2 separate regions of the Mus musculus genome follow, and region 2 is linked to region 1. A link is a contact called in ENCODE Hi-C data. All regions are on one chromosome and are shown on one strand. The core of a region is the stretch at or near the end of the contact, and the rest is flanking DNA. Distances in the headings are between cores, read along the strand shown.

Evidence for each region. Hi-C counts contacts between places; a loop is a spot of excess contacts on that map.
Region 2: a loop to region 1 is called in a map of heart, with 7 times the contacts of the local background. The contact joins the promoter of Ccser2 here to the promoter of Wapl in region 1. A Hi-C loop is called at or near these places in 2 of 37 maps with a recorded cell type or tissue (heart and regulatory T cell).

The regions. Positions count from the first base shown.
Region 1 is chr14:34,671,674-34,675,416 of GRCm38, reverse strand. It overlaps Wapl (WAPL cohesin release factor), which reads right to left and starts at 1,489. Exons shown (of 19, transcript NM_001004436.4): 1 at 1,057-1,489. 5830448L01Rik (RIKEN cDNA 5830448L01 gene) reads left to right here and starts at 749. Exons shown (of 1, transcript NR_165636.1): 1 at 749-2,446.
Region 2 is chr14:36,965,970-36,970,288 of GRCm38, reverse strand. It overlaps Ccser2 (coiled-coil serine rich 2), which reads left to right and starts at 1,525. Exons shown (of 11, transcript NM_027045.1): 1 at 1,525-1,747.

The DNA of each region.
Region 1 (3,743 bases), core at 240-2,739:
TACTGAGCTAAGTAATAAGACAACTGTATTTTTAAAAGATCACGTCTCAGAAATATTCGCTGATGTATTAACATCATTAAATATTGATGAAATATCAGTGATTTTTTTAATATTAAGGAATGGGGAGCGTACTGATTAGAAAATATGGTTGAGTTATTATGTACAGAATCCAGGAGATATGAGTACAAGAGTTACGTGATTGCTTTTACTGTTTTCCATAACGTCCATTTTAAAAAGTCAGCAGACTACTGCGATGGCATTATCTAAGCTTAACATATGTACAAATTCAGCATATATATTTGGCATGACGTTTTACGCACATTTCAGACACACTATCTTGTTCTGGCTTCAAATTTCACCAACAGTCCTAACTAAAAAGGAAAAGAAGGTTCACAACTGATTGTTTTCGATTTGGGAGGCCTTCGCTTCATCCCAAAGCCCAGCTGACTTTTGATGGAAGTGCACTGCGATTTAAATTAGGGAAAGGGTATACAAAACAACCAACCAACCTCCTTACACTGAAGCTGTAAAGAAACCTAGCCACTTCCAGGAAAGACACCCAAGGTAATGCATTAGGGGGGCTTCAATAAAGAGAGGAGAGTGGAATGGGCAAACAGAAACCCTCACCTGAGGCTGCGAGTGCGCCCGGAGGCTGGAGCCGAGACACCCCTCGGGCTGGACACTCACGCAACTTTTCTCCTCCCAACCCCCACAGCCTAGGAAAGGGATGTCGCTTCGGACGCCCCGGAAGCTTCTGCTACCGAGTCCCCGAAGCAAGGCCTCTCGGTGACGGCTAGAGGCGGAGGAGACGACGGGGAAAAAGAATTCGGGACTCAAATCAACCGGACCGGGTTTGGAAAAGAGAAGTCAAATCAAGTAGCCGGAGAAGAACTCAAAAGGCAAAATTAAGAGGTGGGAAGGGAAAGAGTTTCTTGCGATCCTCCGGTGCCCAACTTCCTTAGAAGCCAGGTGAGCAACGAGCCTCGCGCCGCCCCTGCCGCCTCCACCCGCCCCAACTCACTCCGGGCCTAGGCAGCCGCCCGAGACCTCACTTACCCTCGGCGCCTGGCGGGTGCTTTGGCCTCGGGCCGCCTCCGCCTCTCCGGCTCCCAACGGCCCGCGGGCGGGCGCGGGAGCCCCGCGCGAGAGACCAGTGCCGACCGGTGCCACCGAGAGGGGCGAGGGGCTCTGCTGCCGTCACAGTCCGCGGCTCCGCTTCGGTAAATAGGAAGCTCGGGCGACAGGGGGGGTGGGGGGTGAGCGGCGGCCCCGCAACTTCCCTCCCCACCTCAGGCGCGCCGGCCGGACAGGGCCTAGGCCTCCCTGGCGGCCGCCGCCGGTGCCGAGCCCGCTACGTGCCCCCGCTGGGCCGCCGCCGCCTTCTGCGCCGCCGCCTCCGCCGGTGAATGGTCAGCGCTGGAGTTTGAACAGGGCCCTGAACCATCTCAACGCCATTTGCGCTCCCGGCCCCCCACCTCCTTCCTCCAACAGCCGCTCGCTCCGTCACTCCGCTTCCCACAGGCCCCGCGCGGCCGCCCGACTCCGCAGCCAATCGTACGGCCTCTTACTCAAACCGCCGCGCAGGCGCCGCGCCCCGCACGCGCCGGCTACCACCATTGGTCGGACCGCGTGGCCCGACGGGAGTTGTAGTTCTCTCTTCCGCAAGGTCCTGGTGTCTAAAGCCCGGTTCCGGAGCTGGCGAACGGTATAGGTTCTGGCTAAGGGCCTGCTGGACTTCACCGACTCCGGAGCCAGTCCCAGTTCCTAGCCACGCGACGAGACGCAGGTGCAGCGCGGGAAGGCTCGCGGCACAGTGCAGGCAGCTGTGTCAATCGTTTCCCCTCCAGGGACCCTCCGGTGTCTAGGGACAGAGACTTGTGCAGCTGCGCCGAGCCTGCTGGGCCACCGCCCGGACCTTGGAGGCGGGGAACTTGGGGCCGCCTTTGACCTGGTCTGACGGTGCGAGAGAGCCAACGCAGGTAAACGAGCAGCGAAACCTGGAGCAGTCGGGTGCTGGTCTCCTCGCAGCCGGGATCCGCTTCAGCCGGCCACTTCATCCTCTCTCTCCTTTCTTGTTCAGTCCCCACTACGGAGTTCTGTCCCCTACCTGTTAGCAATGACACCCCACACCCCCACCCCACCCCCGCTCCCCGAGTATTTTATGTTACTAAGGAATTATCGTCATCCTTATCGAACGTGCTTACGGTAATGTGGCTTTAAATTTAAAACACACACACACACACACACACACACTAAAGTGTTGATAGGTAAAATGATCCAATACGTTTATTTTGTTTTAGACTAAGCCTCTGGAAACTGGGAAAGAAGGGAATAAATTAACTGAGGATGTCCTTCGATGTTGGAGCTGTGGGATATGTACACATATGCTATCATACCAGTATTTATGTCTCAAATTGTTCATAATAAAGTTTTGGTTTGGGGGGGACGGATTGTTTGTTTTGGTTTGGGTTTTCAACTAACTAGTCCCGGACAAGAAGGTAGTGAATGATGGACGGAGTATTTTTAAGTTTTCTTCTGCAGAGACTTTTTTTCATGTCAGTGAATCACCTGGTTGAGAAACTTGGAGAGGTTTTATTTTAAACCTTCAATGAGAAAATAGCTTTCTAAAACAGTTTCCCTTAGGAGAAGTGAGTGGTCAGTCATTGGCCTTGCAGCTAATGGAGACTCATCTGAGAAATTAGAAAACTACTAATTGCTTTTAGTGAAAAGACAACCTCTTCTGCCAGATTTGCTTTTAAAGACTCCTCAAATTTCAAGCTCCCTCCACTGTAGTCAATGGATTTTTCCAACAAAGCTAAAAAGGAAAAATAAAAACTTCTGACTGAGAGGATAAGTTAATAGTAGAGTTTTTCTCCAGCATGCCCTTGGTTAGATGCCCTTGGCACTCCCTTCTGCCACCCTCTTAAAAATAAAAAACATGAGCACTTCCCAATAGGAATTTAAGGTGGATTTTCAACACTTGAATTGTTTTCCTTTTGATCCTAAGTTCATAACTTACATTCTTGCATTTGCAGTTTCCCCAGTATCAGCCTGACTGACTTCACAGCAGGCCATCGCCTCTTAACTTATGCTAAGGAACCAGTCTTGCACTATATATGGTATACATATATGACCTATTTGGGCCAATTTTGTCTTTTTAATCAGCAGCTTAGGATATTGTTTTATCATTTGTTTGAAGATGGCAGGCAGAGGTGCAGTCTGCACTTAGGTTAATTATTTAGATGACATGGTGGTGGGTGCTAATTAGAGGGTAATTATCATCAGAGGGAAAAGGTAAGATCAAAAAGCCAAAAGAGGTAGAGAGGGGTAGTTGCAAGATCTTCCTGGAGGAGGTTCCAAAACCAAGAGAAATATCCTCTGGCCTAGCCCTGCTAGTATTCTGCACTTAGTGGGTTTTGAAGCTGAGTGAAGCAAAAGTGGAAAGGTTAATTAAAGAAACAGTCTTTGGCACCCTTTATAGGGTCCTTATCTTAAGTGATAGAACTTAGTTGTGTCTAAATTCCTACTACTGAAAGAATGACCCGATGTCAGTATCTAAGCATAACCCTTGACCTTGCTGGGAAGGGATAATTCCCAGCCTCGCCCCAACCCCAGACATCTGCAGATTAGTGGGAGTCCCCCAGGCAATGGGTTCACACATCAGAGTTTGACAAGCACTGGTTTATATAGTAGATCCACAACATGTAATCCACCGAGGATGGGTGAGAAAGGGAAGAGCAATC
Region 2 (4,319 bases), core at 276-2,775, 2.3 Mb before region 1:
TGCCAAAGAAAACACATACTTACCTCAAATATTCAGGGAGTCACAAGACAACAGCCAAGCAGTTCTGAGAAGCAAAGCTCTTCCTGGTTTGGGGAATGGAAAGATCACCCTGCCCCCTCCCAGATTCTTTATAGAGCCTATTGGAACAGTTGCATCTTGCCTAGCTCCCAAGGACAAGCTGTGGAGAGCCACTTCTTTTCCATCTCTCAATTTAGATTGTAGCGTAAAGTCCAAAGCATATTTAGCAACCTCATCGCATGAGTGTTGTGTTTGAATCTGAGGTCTGGAACTGGTGTTTGCTCTCTTAATGATTTACTTAATCTAAAAAGAAACATACTGCATGAAGCCCTAGTCTTTTCCAGCACTTTAAAGATACACATTATCATCCACAAAATTAAGTCTCCCTATCATTATTCTATTGACCAATTAAAGAGACAAGTAATAATGAAACAGGTAAAAAGGAAATTTACTCATTATGGCCACATAGGGAATTGGAGGAAGCAAAAGGGTACAGTTATCACCAAGTCCACCGTCAGGAGTACTGACCAGAGGTTTAAGTCTATATAGAGAGCTAGAGATAGTTGTAAATTGAGCACTCCTGCCTGGTTAAGGTGTGATAGGACTGACCTAGCACTGTTTCGGCTCACTCCGGTCTATCTTGCAAAGTGGTCTGAGAAGTTGTCAGAGCTACGAATCCTGGGAGGCAAGCTCCTTCTCTGGATAGCGCTAGGCCTTCAGTGTTGTTTCCATTTCTCCAGGATGAAAATACCTAAAATTTAAAACATTATTTGGAGTATAATGTTTCAACAGTCTGATGGCCTGAGGGGCGCTAGTGTCTCCTCCCCTACCACAGTGGTTATGTTAGTGGTCTGGAGGACAGGTGGAGACTTTCCAAGTTCTCTTTCAATATTATTAATTTCAGTTGAGCTGTTAGGGCTAGTGAGGAGACTAGGCAGTCTAGGGTCAGATAAATATCACCGTCAATGCTTTTAATAGACAGCCAGATACTGAAGGCTTTCATGATGGTGACTCTCAACGACTTGTCTGACCATCTAGGAAGGAGGGAGAGATGGCATTTGGAATGGGATTGGGATCCACAGCCTCATAAAATAGCTCCAATTCTCAGCTCTCAGTGTTTTATCGCAATCTCCGCTCAGATTCAGTATGCACGGCTGAGGCATAGCCAGCCACAGTCAGGCCAAAACAAGACGTAAAGTGGGGAAGTCATGCTTGCTCCAGTGTTCAGATCACTCCTGTCAGACTGGAGCCGGAGCTGACAGGTTTGGTTGTGGTCAAGCTGCACATTTGAATCCAGCCAAGAGACCGGAGTGAAAGGTTCAAGCCAGGAAAAGACCTGAGTCAGGGGGTAAAAAGGCAAGGTCAGTGGATCAGGGCGGAGCCTGCGAACGGCTGGCGCGAGGTTGGGGCGGGCCCGGAGGCGGGGTCTAGTCCAGTGAGACTCGCGCCTGCGCAAGGACAGACCGGGAGGCGGGGCCGCGCACGCGTAGTGCGAGGGCCCTGGAGGGCGGAGTCCAGGAGGGTGCCGGCCTAGGGAGGGGGCGCGGCGTCGGTGAAGTCCGGCGCTCCCGCAGGCCGAGGAGGCGATGCTGGCTGCTGCGGGGCAGGCGGCTGGACAGACCGGGATGTGACGGAACTGCCTCTCGCCTCTCTCCCATCCTCGGGCGGGCAGGTCGCTGGGCGACCGGCAGCCGGGCCGCGGCCGAGGAGGCAACGCGACCTCCGCACGGTGAGAGTCGGGGGTCAGGGCCGGGGTCTCGGGGCGCCCGAGGCTGCCTGGCTCCGGGGCGCAGCGCGGGCGGACGGAGGGCCGGGTGTCCTTGGCCAGCAGCGCTCTGGGACGACCCTCGGAGCCCCCGCCCCCTCTCCCGAGCCGCCTGCTGTGCAGCGGGCAGGCCGGATGCCCCTGCTCGGTGGTGCTGTGACGGGAAGGGGCCGCGGGATGCCCGGGCTGCAGCCTTCCTGCACCGGGAAATCAGGGCGAGGCAGAGATGCCCTGGGATTTCAAAGCCTGGATGCTCGCGTTGGTGAGGGAAAGTACCTGAGAGCCCGGAATGAGTGGGATTTTTTTTTTTTTTTTTTTTTTAAATCACTGAGTCAAAACAAAGACACGCCCTAAAACACGTCTTGAGAACTTTGGTGGATTACGGGGCGTCTGTAGGTTCAGGTGCTTTACGCCCCTCCTCTCCCTCTTTTGGACGTCTATTTTTATACATTTTTTTTAAAAATGTACCTACTTTCTTGACAAAGTAAAGGGAGGGGGCAATCCATTTGAGGTGGTCGTTGCTCGTAAAGCCTGATTTTGAATTTCAATAATTGCAAATTCATCTTTGCTGGCTACCTAGCCAATTAGGTTTGCTGATCATAAAATAGGCCTTAGCCATGGAAATGACTAGTGCACAGACTCTTCGCCGTTCAAGATTGGAATGCCCTGTTTCACTTAAGGAGAGAGAAAAACCAGGTGGTTCACGCCTTTATCCTGGCATTCAGGACGCAGAGGCAGGTGGATTTCTGTGAGTTCCAGGCTAACCTAGTCTACATAGCAAGCTTCAGAATAGCAAAAACTACCTGGACCTTGTCTCAAAAAACCCAAGCTGGGGGAGGACGGTTATGAATGAGAATAAGCATTTACCTTTTTTTTTTTTTTTCAGAGTAGCCGTTTGAAAAAGCATTTTTTTTGGGGGGGTCAAGAACATTAAGTATTAGTGAGACATATGTATTTAGACAGTTGATTAAAGTATCATCATTTAGATTAAAAAACTGGAATCAAATTTAATGCAAAGGATAACTATAAAGTATGCGTTAAAATGTATAGTGTATAATTGGTAAGGGATGTAAACGTTGATGAAGGGTTTGCATTGGATGAAGTCAGTCTTCTTTCCAGACTTTATTAATGTTTGTCTCTCTTAATTTGTTAGAGTGCATTGCTCTTCTCTTATATGGTGGTTTTCTTCCTTGTTCTCAGCAACACTGACCTCAGTCTCTAGGTTAAAAATACTTAACAACCCTTAACCTGTAATTTGTTCTGTTTCTTTAATACGTCATAACAAGAAAGCCAGAAGCCGCCCTTCGCGCAGGAACTTTTTTATTCTACCTTCCCTCAGGTAGAATCTTTTTGCTTGTTGCCATATTGCTTTTACTATTGTGGGTGAAGAAGAGAATTTTAATTTCATGGTTAGAATTCCTTCAGTCTTTTCCAGTTTCTGGTGCTTGTCTGCGTTCTCGTTTCGTCTACAGTTACACATGTCCTCTCCATGGGACTGTTTGCAGTTCACAGACGATGGCATCTTCCTTTGTTTCCTGGGTCCAGAATTGTCTTCCTAGTAAACATCTTGCATCCCCGCTAGAGCATTGAGCTTGAGTCTTGTCTGGGCATTTCATCTCTTGTTTTCACTGCTCCAGCAGCACCAGGCCACGCTGCACTGAGCAGTTCATCAATTAGGAGTTAACGATTTGCTGATATAGGTCTTCCCCAGGCTTCTGAGTTTCTTCTTATGTTTGCTGCTACAGCACATACTGCTAAAATCTATTTACTCAGTGCATTTTGAGGAAAGGGTCCAGGCTTGAGTGCAGATTTAAGATAAGCTAAATATGTTTGGACTCTCTTAGTACCAGAAAAATTGGAAGAAAAAAATCAGTATTTTAAAAAAATGACTTTTAGAGAAATTGTATGTACTGGTGTTTTACCTGCTATTCTGTGTGTGGGTGTCAGATCTCCGGGAACCAGAGTTACAGACGGTTGTAAGATGACGTGTGGTTGCTGGGAATTGAACTGGGGTCCTTTGAAAGAGCAGCCAGTGCTATTAACTGCTGAGCCATCTCTCCACCCCCAACATTACTACTTTTATTTGTTTAAGGATGAAATAAGAGCTGATACTGTTTGGGATGACATCCTGGTTATGAGAGGAAAAAAGTCGTTCTACTTGAAGATGGAGGAATGAAGGCCATGGCCAGTAAGGGTTAGTCTAGAACTTTATTTTGAGGTGCAGGGGTTTGCCCACAGCTATGACTAGAAAGGGACAGGTCTGGGAACTTGGGCGTCCTTTGGCCATCTTTGTAGTTTACTTTTACTCCCCTCTATCCTAATTCTAAATACGTTTCTTTTTTTAAATTGCATTCATCTATCCTGTGAGTGTGCTCTTGCTCATGCGCCTGTGCTCAGTGCGTGCACTGGGACCTGGGTGAGTAGGTCCTCTGTGGGAGTGCATTCCCTTTTGCCAGCATGTGGGTGCGGGCGATAGGCTTGATGACAAACAAGTACCTTGAGAGTCTCACTGTAACCCAGGCTAGCCCAGAACTCA